2 separate regions of the Homo sapiens genome follow, and region 2 is linked to region 1. Evidence: chromatin loops called from intact Hi-C (ENCODE). Cell type or tissue: MCF 10A. All regions are shown on one strand. Links, peaks and the distances in the headings refer to the core of each region. The heading gives the core; the rest is flanking DNA.

Region 1 (6,970 bases), core at 871-5,870:
AGTGGCTATCTCATACACTGGACACAAGTCAGGCACGAACCACAAAGGTACCTGCCAGTATATTCAAGTTCCCTGTAAGAGGGAAACCTGGTCATGAGTTAGACACTTAGGTTAGACTGTCCACCGGGATAAAGAAGTATCACGTAAAGCCACTTTGTAAGCATCTAAGGCCATCTCCCTTGGATCTCCACCAGGGCAGAGCTAGAGTTTCTAGCAACTCTCCAGAGAGAGACCACAATACCAAATTAGAGGAAAATACAACATCCACTGTGCTTCATTCTTAGCCTGCATTTAAAGCCCCCTCCTTTCCTCAAAAACTTAATTGGAACTCTTACGTTTTCTCCTCCATACCCTTTGATAAAATCTTCTCCCAAAAAAAGGAGCTGATAAACTCATTCACTAATAAAATTATTAATGACCACTCCAGAATATAACTGTTTCCCATTTAGAAAGATGTTAAGAAGCTTTAAAGAAAGAAAATTCTATTATAGGATATGGGACAATAAAAAGAAGGACAAAGGGTTTTATCACCAAAACATGCATTTACATAAAACCCATTTCAAATAGAAAAATTAATGTTCCTTTTTTAACCTTGTTTCTGTTTCTTCAATAAAATCCTCCCTCCTCCTTAATATCATTAAGGAGGATATCTTAATGAATACCTTAATTCACTGAAAAGGCCTTCTCCTAAAAATGACCCCTCGACAGTTTGTTTCATTTAGTATTCATCTACCAATATTAGTCATATTAATCTACATAGGCTAGATTATGCCTTGACAGCACAATGACAAACTCGCAGCAGTTTTACACAAAGTTTATTTCTTGCCCATACAATGTCCTATATGCATTCAGAAGCTAATTCCAAATGGTGATTTAGAAATTCAGTCTAGTATCACCTTGTGAATCCATCATCTCAACATGCAGCCTCCACAATCCACATGGCAAAGGGCTTTGAGTCATAAATGACACATATCACCTCTACTTTTAGTCTACCAGTTAGAATAAGCACATAGCCCCAACATAATTGCAAGGAAGGCAGAAAAAAACAGCTTAAGTCTGGCTCTAAAGATGAAAACAAAACAGGACTAGGTGAACATGTAAGCACTGCCTCTGTCACAATAAGATATTAACTGTATGTATAATTAACTAACATGTGCCTGTAGGTCTTTATCTGTATTAACATCTTTGATATTCACAACTAACCCAAGAGATAGGTATTATTAATATCATCTCCAGTTTACAAATAAGGAAACTGAGGTTCAAATAAGTTAAGTAACTTACCTAAGTGTGTAAGTGGGCTAGCTGAGATTCAAATCTAAGAAGTGTGCTCCAGAATACATTATGGCATACGGCTTCTCAAATATACAAGACACAGTTAAGGACACTGGCCCTCAAATATGTGTAGAGCTGTCATATGAAAGAAGGGTTTAGATGTAGTCTATAAGTCTTAAGAACACAAAATAAAGACGTAATACTGAGATTAAAATGTAAGCAGAGTATTTCTGAGTACCTCCTATCACCCAGGCACCATTCTAGATATTGTACATATATCCTATCCATGCATCAAAACACTTCAAATGAGGTGGGTATTATTATTCCAGTTACACAAATGAGAAAACAGACTCAGAGAGACTAAGTAACTAGCCTAGGGTATTACACAGAGCCAGTATTTAATCCCAAATCAATCTGGCTTCAGAGCCTAAGCAATTTTCCACTATATCTCACTGTTAGTTATTCAATATAGACATAGTAGATGCAAATCCCACTCCATAAATCACAGGGGTAAAAAAAGTAATATAATTATTTTTATTTTTTTCTATGTCTAAACAATTTCAGTTGTGACCCCAGTTGAGAGGCAGAAACTTAATCTTGGCACATTTCCTCTCAGGTCTTTCTGCTTTTTTAGCTTCCGTCAGTGGGTGGGGTAAGTCATGGTAGGGGGAAGTCCACTCTCCTCTAGAATTTATCAAACCTTCCTAGGGGGTTCAAATACAATCCCACTATCTAGATTCATTCAGCCCCCTACCCAGCTCTCCTTCCTCTTCTAGTCTATAAAATCTTTTTTCTTGACTTTTGTTTTTTCAAACTCAGTCTTATAGCCAGATTCAGGCTTTGTAATTTCTGAAATTCAAAAAAAAAAAAACAGACATTTGCCTCTTTTTTACATCCTGCTGAAGTATCCTTCCCCTCCCCTTATAACCAGAAAAAGCAAAGCCGTCAGAAGGTTGCAGAAAATAACAGGGACACAAAGCACATTGGTTAATGTATCATGATATCTCCATGTTATGTAAGGAAGGCCCTTCAACAATTAATGTTGCTGAAAATGAAATGAACTATATGAGATCATGAACCTCCCAGTCAATACAAAATGTATCTAAGAAAAGAACTGCTGGTCATGTAGCCAGAACATTAAAGAGGTTTAAAAGATACATATGAATTGGGAGTAGGGTATAGTGATTGGATCTGGGATGTTTTACCTTAATGGATAGAAAAAAATAGAAAGAAGGGAAGGAGGAAGACAGACAAACCCATAATTTCAAGGGAGCCAGAACAGAATGGCTGATTTTCCATGTAAATTCAAATGAAAGAGGGTAGGAAGAGACAGGTTACCATAAATCTCAATATTGACAAGAAGATAATTAAGGAAAAATATGTATAGAAAGTAAAGGAATAAATCAAGAACATCCAAGAATATGATTTCCTAAGATCTCCTGAAATAAAATGAAGTGTACCCTCCACGCTGAGACAAGAGGAGGGAAAGGTAAGGGAGCAAGGTGAAGGTGTAGAAGATTATCCCAAAAATGCAGTGCTGCAAAAACTGACTGAAAGCTGCCACTCAGTGACACCTTGATTCTGATCTAAAACCACAGAGCCCTTCCAGGAAAGAAAAGGCAGGATGAGTCATGTGAGAAGATAAGAAGCCATTGCCACCAAGGCATTTACATTTATCCCTTCCACAGCCTAAGGAATACATCCGGACTTTTTCTAATAATTTTCTCTAAACTTCTGTCTGAGATCTAATAATGAAATAATAATAATAATAAATTACTTTAAAGCACTCCCAGAGGCATCAGAATATATGCTGAGCCACATTAAAATGCAGCTTGGAGTTATGTAAAGTATCACATTAAAATTTAAAACCCTTCAAAATTCAATCTTGTTTAATTTCAAAGCTATATCTCAAATCAAAAGGCACTATGGGAATTGAAAGAGAAAAGGGAGATAACAATATTCTATCTCCATTAATGAGAGAACTGAGGTAGGAGGGAAGGGGGGAATCTACTGGATATTTTTAACGACAGCTTCATTTGTGACATATTCTAAATTTCTGTCTCTGTCACAATGCAAAGACAAGGGGATCATTCTACTTGTTGTTTCTAACGTCACTGTCATCAGTGAAGACTAATGTTCAAAAGCTGTGTTTCTGGCCTTGACCTCTGTGAAGCCCCAGACCTACCTATCAAACTGGCTGCCGGTCTTCCCTCCCCTTGGATAACATCCCACAAGCAGAACAAATTCAATTTGTCTGAAACTGAATTGATCATCTTTTTCCCCAAATCTGATCTTTATTTGCCATTCCAATTACATATACCCAACAAAAGAACCTAAGAGTCACCCTTGACACTTTTTCATCCTTTACAATGAAACTATCACTCATTTTACCTCCTAAATTGGTCTCCTCAATTAGTCTCCTCCTCTTTATCCCTCTGCCATTTGCTCTTTCAGTTTAGCCCCTTATCATCTCTCCTCTGAACCCCTGGCACCAGCTTCTTGATATGTCTATTCCTCCTTCTCCCTTGTCTTCCTGAGCACCAGCACCAGAGTGATTCTTAAAAAATGCAAATTTGATCTTGTCACAACCTCAGTATAGAGCCTTGAAATGAATGGCCCCCATTCTTTATAGGATATAAGTCAAGTTTCTCAGCACGACAAAAAGGACTTCCATGGGCTGGCCATTAACAGCTTCCCCTCCTGCCACTTGCCATGTCACAAACTGCAATTAAGCAAGCCTGAACAATTTGCAGTTACACTTGTTAGGCAACTTCATACTTTATCTTCCCTCATGTACTTCCCTCTGCCTGGAATGTGCGCCCTCTCTTCAAGGAGCCACAGTTCAAAAATCCATTGCTTTACCTCCCTGACTTTGTGCCACCCCTCACTCCTCTCCCGCTGAATGAGAGCAAGTGCCCTCTACCTTACGTGCAGAGGAACCAGTCATGCCTCTAAAGCACCCATCGCACCCCATTTAAATGTCTATTCACTCATCTGTTTTCCTCATTAGACTGTAAATTTCTAAAAGAAGCTGCCTTCTCCACTCACAGTGCCTGGTATGCAATAAATGTTCATTGAACTGAACTGAATTTTATTCATTAAGTGCCTCAATTTCTGCTTTATACTATCTGTAACATTTTCTGTTAGTTTCTAATATAGGCACAAGTGGGGAATTTATAGTAAATAATAATTTGTATGCTCAATTTAACAGGAAAATGGAAAGGAGCTTTTACTAAAGTGTTCTCCAGGTCAGCAGTGCATGGTGCCAAGTACATACTTTCACCATGTTATTTAATATGTAATATAGCCATGCATGTTAAGCAGTGGCTATAGTCTGTTTTCACAGAGAAGGAAACTACAGCTTAGAGGGGATAGTAAACCCTTCCAGGATTTTCTAGCTGGAAAGGATGGGTTCATATTGAAATATAGGTTTTACATGTATACACTAGTGCTTCTCAGGTAAGAAAGAGAAGAACACAGAAATTGAGCAAAAAGAAAAGGCAATACAAAGAATAAATAAAAGAAAATTTTCTAAGTTCTCCTCCAGTCTCACAACTTCCTCTTTTCTCCACATCCCTCAGCAGAATATGTGACTCTGGGTAATGAGGTCACTCTAAGACCATGGCTGTTGCTTAGAACACAGCGGTAAAGGAGAGTTATGGTTAGCAGTTCCATAAGGTTAGGCACTAATTAGATTCATTTATCTAGACATCTGTCCACTAAACCCTTGCAACCTATCTCACAAACACATGGACCAGGAAAACGTGTGGAAGCTCAGGTTAAATCCATCACCATCCTTACAAATACAACTGGAAGTACTAACCTTCCTAATGGTGCTTCCACATTTTGGTATTTGAAAGATACTATAAAGAGGTACAAGGCTCAGCTCTGCGAATGGAATGCAAAATAGAATGCCTAACTAGAAAAGTGAGGCCAGATAAGTGTGAGGGTTATTTCTTGTGTTCATCCCAGAGGATGAGAACACCTCTCCTCCAGGAAATGGGTGAGGACAAACTGCCTCTCACACGACACCCACATATATTCTAGGTTTAGGGACACTGGGAACAAATGGTGGACATTGAGAACTATGAGGTGGTATGAATCAGGGCTTCAAGCTCAGGAGTAAGGACTAAACCAAGTCCAAAGCCTGACACTTCTAGAAGTCCTGCCTAGTAGTGTGGAGCCATAAAAACAAGCCTGGCCTAGTCAGTGGAGGTAATCTAGTACCAATAAAAATTGCTTCTGCTGCTAAACAATGTTTGGAGCTCATCACTCAGAGAGTTAAAAGGGCTACGATTCAGGGACACCAGGCAAAGAGCCCAACATCAGCAGCCTTGAAAAAGACAAGGAAGAAAAAATGTAGCAGCAATTCACTAGGCATGTGACTTGAGATTTGGCAGGCTGCCTTGGCAGGGCTGGACAGTCTGTGGGCAGAAAATTCACATATTTTTTTCCTGCAGCCAGAAGCCAAGAAGGCACAGACAGACGAATACCAACTCAGATCCTTCAACAAGCTAATAATCAATAAGACCTTCCTAAGGAGAACAATGAATGAATAACCACAACTTTCATCTGTTTTACACATGCATATGACTGATCACCATTACTCCAACTGGGCTTTATTACTTTTACAACCTTAAACAGTTCTGTAATATATTAATTGGATATCAATATGCAACCAATCCAAGTTTTCTCACCTGATAGGCAGACTGCTAAACAAAGGTCTGAAGCAAAAGCAAGGGACAGAGTTCAGCTCAAGTCAACCAACGTTAATAGGGCATGAATTAAGACACTGGGCCAAGAGCAGCTAATACAAAGATGAATAAGGTATCTTTGAGGAAAGTACAGTATACTGTAGGAGGAAAAAAAGCAAAGAGAATGTCAATATAATATCCTAATTGCTGGCACAGTATGTACATGATAGTGTATGAAGATCACTAGCCAGGGTTAAAAGACCACAAGCAAAGCAAGCAAATGTCAATTAACCCCTGTGAGGACTAAAAGGAAGAGTTAAAAAGCTACCCTAGAGATAATTCAGTCTGGAATTCAAATGAGGACACATGTTAAAAAGGGAGTATGACCTGCCCAGAGTCATACAGTTAGTTGCAAAACCTAGGCTGGAACTCAGGTTTCCAGCGCTTTCCACCATAGCAGAACACTTTTCCAAAATCACAGGAAATTGGGCAAGTTGCAGCCTTCCGAAGCTGGGAATATGACTTTCAAAACTGCAGATTCTAAAGACATATTGATTAACGATCTTTGATTAATGATCTGTGAATGAGGATGGGGGAAGTGCATGGCAGCTGGCTGTCCTCGGGGTGGGAAACTTGGAGGACAGAATGGCATCTGCATGTGGTTTGTCAGTAAAAACAAAAAGCTTAAAAAAGCATTGCATTTGTAACTCAAAGCAACTATTTGCTTAAAAAAAAACTTGCTTCAATGGCACTACGAGTTCTATTCTCCTCTCCTACAGCAAAGAACTGTTTTATCACTTGTGCTAATAATATGGAAATGTCTCCTTCCTGAACTGTGAGGTTTCTCAGAGATCAGCAAAACTGAAGCACGTTACAACATTAATATCTCTACTTCAGACTGAGTTAGAAAGCTCTTTCTCCAGTAGACTTTCACTATGACATCATGAAGTTCTAAGTCCCATATAAACTAAAAGAAAACCCTACCCAAAGAAATGCAGGCCAGT
Region 2 (6,970 bases), core at 1,217-6,216, 48 kb before region 1:
CACTGACTACACCAAGTCCACATTAAGCTCTCTCTACATATAACATGTATTTTTTATATATATATATATATATACACACACACACACATATGTATACACAAACTCATTTAATCCTATAAGGTACTTACTGACATTATTTTCATTTTACAGAAGAATAGAAAAACAGAGAATTAAAAATACAGCTCAAGGTCGCACAGTCGCAAAGCTAGGAAGTGGTAAGGTCTGGCTTCAAACCCAGGCGGTTAGTCTATAAGGAACACACACTTACTACTACACATAACTCAACACACAGAAATCATTCCATATGTGTTTGCTGTTATTATTATCACTACAATATTATATGATGACAAACTTTAAAACTAGAATGGACTTTTACGTAAAGGAGTTAGAAACTCCTTCTACTTCCTGCTTCTCAATCTGCGAATCAGTTTCAGTCCGCCTCACCCTCATCTCCCTCTCTCCTGTCAGTTTAGAGGAGTTTATCTAGGACCAACCCTGTACGTGAGCTTCAAATACCATCTGCTTGGCCCCCTTAGTGACCTTATCATAGACTTCCCCCTCCCATAACTTCAACCCCTTTCTCTGCACTGGAGACTTCCTGATAGCATTTAAACATCCTCAAGTATTTAAACTGAAAACAAAATTCCTACTTCCCTACACCCCACAGTCCTCACCAGGGAGGCCCTAGCTCTCTGATACTTCACGTTAATCTTTTTGAAAGCACTCTCTATAGTCTCTCCACAGAATCTATTCCTGCTCCATAGTCTTCAATCTACTTCTGCCCCAATCATTTCTTAAAAACAATTTTCCCTAGGCTTCCCAGATACCTCCTTGTGGCTGTATGACACTTGTAATCATTCTTGGACTCTGGTAAACATCTGACAGAGATGACCCTTCCCTCTTCCTTAAAACACACCTTTCCCTTAGCTTCAGTGATGTTAATATAATTCACTTCTGGTTTTCCTCCCAACTCTCTGGACACTTCTCACTTCCTCTTGCTGTTTTACCCTTTTCCACATGGATACTGAATGTTGGTATTTCTGAAAGTACTGCCTTGATGCCTTATTCTAAACTATCTCCCTACAGAATTTCACTTACCATCATGAATTCAATTCTCATATAAATGCTAATGGCTTTCAAATTTATATCTCTACTCAAAACCTCTCCTCTTATATCCAATTGCCTCCTAGACTTCACCATGTGGCTACCTCAAAGGCACCTCAAAAGTGTGCTTGTCCAAGATCAAACTATTCCTTTGCATGCCCACCTCCCAAATATACTCTGGCTCCTTCCTGATGTTCCCTATGGTTGTGAATGGCTCGAACAGGGCCAAGCTGGGCAAGCCAGACATTTAGAGACCTTCAAGTCAACTCTGTCATCATCTCCCAAACCCAATCCATGATCAAATCTGGCACATTTTACCAACTAAATTTCTCTTGACTCCTGGAATCTGAGTCTTTGCTCTGTTTTCTGTCTTTCCTCTGTCTGGTTTGCTTTGTTCCAAACCTCAACTTCTTTACTTAGTAACCTACTCATAAACCCCAGCTTCTTTACTTAGTAACCTACTCATCATTTACAATAGCTCAAGTGATACCTTCTCACAAGAAAAGCCCTGACCTCTCAGTCTAGGTCAGAGTCTCACAAAGTAGTGTCAGAACACCACCAAGCTTTTAATCATACCTTGCGATTATATAACAAATCCTCATTAGTATACTGTATGGTCTAAGAAAGCACACCATGGGAACTCAATACATACATGTTGCTAAATTGATCTAATCCAATTACTTCAATTTCCACATGAAATATCAGGGTGTATATACATATATATATGTATATATATATAAATATATACACACACCCTGAGGAAATATCAGGGTGTATATACATATATATATATATATATGTATATACACCCTGAGATATATATATATATACATGTATATACACCCTGAGATATATACACACACACACACACACACATACACACACACATATACATACGTATATACATATACGTATGTATATGTGTGTGTGTACATATATATATCAGATGCCAAAAGAGACTTTTAAGACAAACTGCCCTGAAGAATTTGCACAAGGAAGATGGCTGAAAATTGGTTATATAACTTTGAGGACTACACAAAGGGAATAAATGAGTCAGGGGTGAAAGTCTGTAAAGAGGCTTTGTGGAGAGAACTTTTAAATTAGGGCTGCGGTACACTAAAAGACTCACTCGCTCTATTCCCACCTTGGAGGTGAACACACATGAAAGCTGGTGCAGGGTCTTCTTAGGCCTAACAAGAGGGCTCGCTGATGGGACCTCAGTAGAGGAAAGTTGAAGCCGGATATCTAGACTCCTAGAGGGTATCTCACTGGCCATCAGGGAGTCATACTTATAATTCTGTATATAAATTAAGATTTTCTTATTCTGTTTCATTTTTTAAATTCAAAGTGATCAGAAAAGTTGTATAACCTGCTTTAGTTCTCATCTAGGGAAAGAACTGACTCATGAATGAATTTAAAGGTATGCAGAAGACGAAATTAAGTTACTCTGTGAATGTGTCTCATGGTTCCTCTTTAGTATATTGATAGAACTATGTGTAATAAAAAGTTTCTTAGAGTAATAAAAAGTTTCTTAGAGTAAGAAGGAGGGAAATGGGTGTTTTTTTGCATTTTTGATGCTAAAATTTTTTCTATCCTATTAAAAAAACCAAAAACTCTATTTCCTCTTAAAGGATATTTCCATGTTTGAAATTCTAGGCAAGAATTTAAACTTGAATGCTAAATATTAGGTTAAAAATCCACTTAGGCTGGGTGCAGTGGCTCACACTTGTAATCCCAGCACTTTGGGAGGCTGAGGCAGGCAGATCACTTGAGGTCGGGAGTTCGAGACCAGCCTGGCCAACATGGTGAAACTCCATCTCTACCAAAAATACAAAAATTAGCCAGGCGTGGTGGCAGGTGCCTGTAGTCCCAGCTACTTGGGAGGCTGAGGCAGGAGAGTCGCTTTAACCTGGGAGGTAGAAGTTGCAGTGAGCCAAGATTGCACTACTGCAATCCAACCTGGGCGACAAAGTGAGATTTCATCTCAAAAAAAAAAAAAAAAATTTAAAACATCTTACAATTTGCAATATTTACATGTAAAATGCATAATTTAAGAGCCAAAGTGACAGCATTTTGCACTTGAATCTTTTCTTTGTACTTTCACTTCAGTCAACTCCATGAATTCTGAATGACTCTCAGCAATTACATAAAAAGGATATAAAGTGCATGGTCATATTTCCTCTGAGGAGTTAAAGTCATAAATACAGTTGTCTATAATCTTTCTTTAGACTCCTGTTTCCCAAGATTTAAAGCAGAAAGGCATTCACATTATTTCAAACCTCTTGGTACATGTTAGGGGAAATGAAGCTGGCAACAAAGAATCTTTAAAAATCCTAGGAGGTACCATCCACACTACACAGCCAAGAGAACAGACAATGGACATTTTACTGTGATCTGCCTACTACTAGAGTCAAATGACATGAAATCCCCCCTGCAAACTCATCAGAGATTGAACGTTGGATGTTCACAATGGGGACTGGCCCAAGCAATCCAATGGAGATTTCACAACAGTGTTCTCTGATGACTATGAAGCAAGTGCTCATGTTTCAGGATTAGCCCAACTGCCAGAACACTTCCCTCTGGGAATATAATCAGCAAAGCATCAAAAAGACCTTTATGGCACTTTGGGAGGCCTATGTTATCCTTCTGCCTAAAATGTCAATATCAGTGGTCACAAAATGCTTATTAGTTTATATCATCCCATATGATCTCACAAGTATTTCTCACATAAATACATGTAATACAAATTTATATAACCTATCAAATTAAGTTTTATAGTTTATCAGACTGACATGAGTTCAAAAAATAAAAATTGTACACTATCCTCCTTGTTTTCTGAAGGAAACTAAGGAATACCACAATTCTCTAGTGTTGTAGTAGTTTTTTAAACAAATCATTCTCCCTTCATATTTTAACCAAATTTTAATTAGATGAAATAATCTACCTTTATACTTACCATATAATCTTTTTACAAACTGCCATCTCAACTAAAAAAAAAAGTTTGTGTTAGCTGAAATTCAATTATATTTTGGCCATCTACTCAGTGCTAAGTGAAATGAAGAGTAATAGCTGACTAATTTATCAATATAGATGGCTCTATTACATATTGGTCATCTACATTAATCAATTTACAGGATCACTGCCAAGCTTCTACTTCATTTTATGCCATATCACAATATATTTTATGGTTGGTGTACAACGGCAAGCTACCATAAAATTATATATCTTCATTTTCTGGCTGAAGCATTAAACATTCATTACACAGTCTATGTAACATGTAATAGTCTGGCTGTAATATGTAATTGTATTCTATTTCTATGGTACTACAGTTTCCCTTTAGATATAATTTCAGTGCTTTCTCATTGACTTCTCCCCTTCAACCACAAACATTGCTCAGAGACCATCCCAAGGGCAAAGAGCATGCCTTATACTGAACTAATGCACACTCTTTAGATTATCACTCCTCTTTGTCACTTTCCAAAAGATATCTCTCTCTCTCTCTCATATATATATATATAAAATGTGTGTGTGTGTGTGTGTGTACATATGCATATGTGTATATACATATGTGTGTGTATACATGCTTACTTGATTCCTACATGTCATGGCATATATATTACGTGGGTAGCATTAACTCAGCAGTATCTCCAAAAACTTGGTGTGAACTTTATCAGAATTCTCTTCAGCAAGTTTCCTATTATCACTTCCTCCTGACTTCATATCTGGCTATCAGCTTACGTATTCTACTCCATTTAGGAATCCCCTTTTGGGGGGCATTTAGTAACACCAGGCCTGCATTTCGCATGGCCATTGATTAGTGCTGCCCCTTTAGACAAAGCAGGAGCTTTCCACACTGCCAGGATCCCCACCCACTTCCTGTTATTCCACGATATAACCCACTTTACTCCATCATGTTACCTGTCTGACTCCTGTGGGCATTTATGTTTGCAACCCCTTATTTAAAACTAAGCAAGTAATGTGATTATAATTAGCCATAAAGAACCAAGGCACAAAAGCAGAACCAGGCTTTGCAGTGTTATGATGGACATGCTACTATGATTGCTACCACACTCAAAACTGACTTCAGAGAAAGGAGAAAGAAGCAATTCCTTGAACATGAGTCACTATGGTTTATGACATAGGATCTTATTTACATCCTGGCTACAAGTGATTGTACCAGAAATCAGCATTTCACCAAGGAGAGGCTGGACACCTAATTATGAGGTAACTTATAAGATAATATAGTTTGGGAAAGCAAAGAGTTTGGGAAAGCAGTAGCATGTGAAGAAAGAAGAGTCAAATAACTAAAACAGGCATAGAGAGGGATATTACATAATGATAAAACGGCGTGCTGACTCATCAAGAACCTAACAGTCCTGTGTATGCACCTCACAACAGAGCTTCAAAGTACAAGAAGGAAACACTGACAGAATTAAAAGGAGAAAAAGTGAAAAACCTGCAATTATGGTTGGTGACTGCAACACGTCTCAATCATTAACTTATAGAACAGACAAAAACAGTAAAAACACAGAAGACCTGAACAATGAACTTAACATAAATGAAAACTTTAGGATGTTCTACCTAACACCATAGAATATATATTATTTTAAAGTAGACATGGAACATCCAATAAGGCAGAACATATTCTGGACTATAAAATGAACTTCAGAAATTTTTAAATAATTAAAGTTATACAAAGAACATGAGTTAAACTAAACTCAATAGGAAGAAATCTAGAAAACCATCATGTATTTTTTTTTTTAAATCACTTCGGGCCAGGTGTGGTGGCTCAAGCCTGTAATCCCAGCACTTTGGGACGCCAAGGCAGGTGGATCACCTGAGGTCAGGAGTTCAAGACCAGCCTGGCCAACATGGCGAAACCCCATCTCTACTAAAAATATAAAAATTAGCCGGGTATGGTGGCATATGCCTGTAGTCCCAGCTACTTGGGAGGCTGAGGTAGGAGAATTGCTTGAACCCAGGAGGCAAAGGTTGCAGTGAGCCAAGATCGTGCCACTGCACTCTAGCCTGGGTGACAGAGCAAGACTCCGTCTCAAAAAAAAAAAAATCACTTCTAAATAATTCACAGGTCAAAGAAGAAATCACAAGGAAGATTAGAAAATATTTTTAATTATGTGAGTATGAAAACACAACTTATCAAAATTTATGGGGAAGCAACCAAAGCATTACTTAGAGAAAAGTAACAGCAGCATCTAAATGTGCATATTAGAAAAGAAGAAAGGTTTATAATCAATGACCTAAGTTTCCACCTTAAGAAACTTTTTAAAAATTAATTTAAATTAAATCAAATGCAGGCATACAGAAGCAAAGTATCAAGACAGAGTAGAATTCAATAAAGACAGAAAAACAACAGGGTAAATCAATAAAATCAAAATTTAGTTATCTGAGGTCAATAAAATTTATAAATCTCTAACCAGACTGACAAAGAATAAAGAGAAAAGTCACAAATTATCAATTCAGATATGAAAGAAGAGACATAATTACAGATCCTACAGACATTAAAAGAAGAACAAAGAGATATTATCAGTACCAATAATTCAAACAGCTAACAAATTTAATGGTAAAAGATTTTCCTCCTACAGTAAGGAACAAGGAGAGATGTCTGCTCTTGCCACTTCTATTTAACATGCAGATTGTAGTCACTGCAATAAGGCAAGAATAAGAATTAAAAGACATATAGATTGAAAATTTCAAAGTAAAACTGTATTTATTTGCAGATAACACATCTACATTAAAAATTCTTACAAGTCTACAAAAAACCAACTAATTCTAATAAATGAGTTTAGCAAGGTTTCAGAAATCAAGGCTAATATACAAATAGCAACGATTTTTCTATACAGTAGCA

Evidence for each region. A loop is a pair of places that touch in the nucleus more often than their neighbours do. Peaks named below come from ENCODE experiments on the same cell type or tissue, not always from the same donor. Only the 100,000 strongest peaks of a DNase experiment are listed, where the experiment ranks them.
Region 2: a loop joins it to region 1, with 4 times the contacts of the local background. A loop is called at or near these places in 6 of 110 quality-filtered maps.

What each region holds. Positions count from the first base shown.
Region 1 is chr3:118,982,043-118,989,012 of GRCh38, forward strand. The region is part of intron 1 of IGSF11 (immunoglobulin superfamily member 11); the gene reads right to left. Among named protein-coding and RNA genes, the nearest start is that of IGSF11-AS1, 42 kb to the left of the region's middle. In MCF 10A, for the core only: no CTCF peak of the experiment used is centred there; no DNase peak of the experiment used is centred there.
Region 2 is chr3:118,933,417-118,940,386 of GRCh38, forward strand. The region is part of intron 1 of IGSF11 (immunoglobulin superfamily member 11); the gene reads right to left. Among named protein-coding and RNA genes, the nearest start is that of IGSF11-AS1, 6.2 kb to the right of the region's middle. In MCF 10A, for the core only: no CTCF peak of the experiment used is centred there; DNase peaks (open chromatin) are centred at 3,625 and 5,395.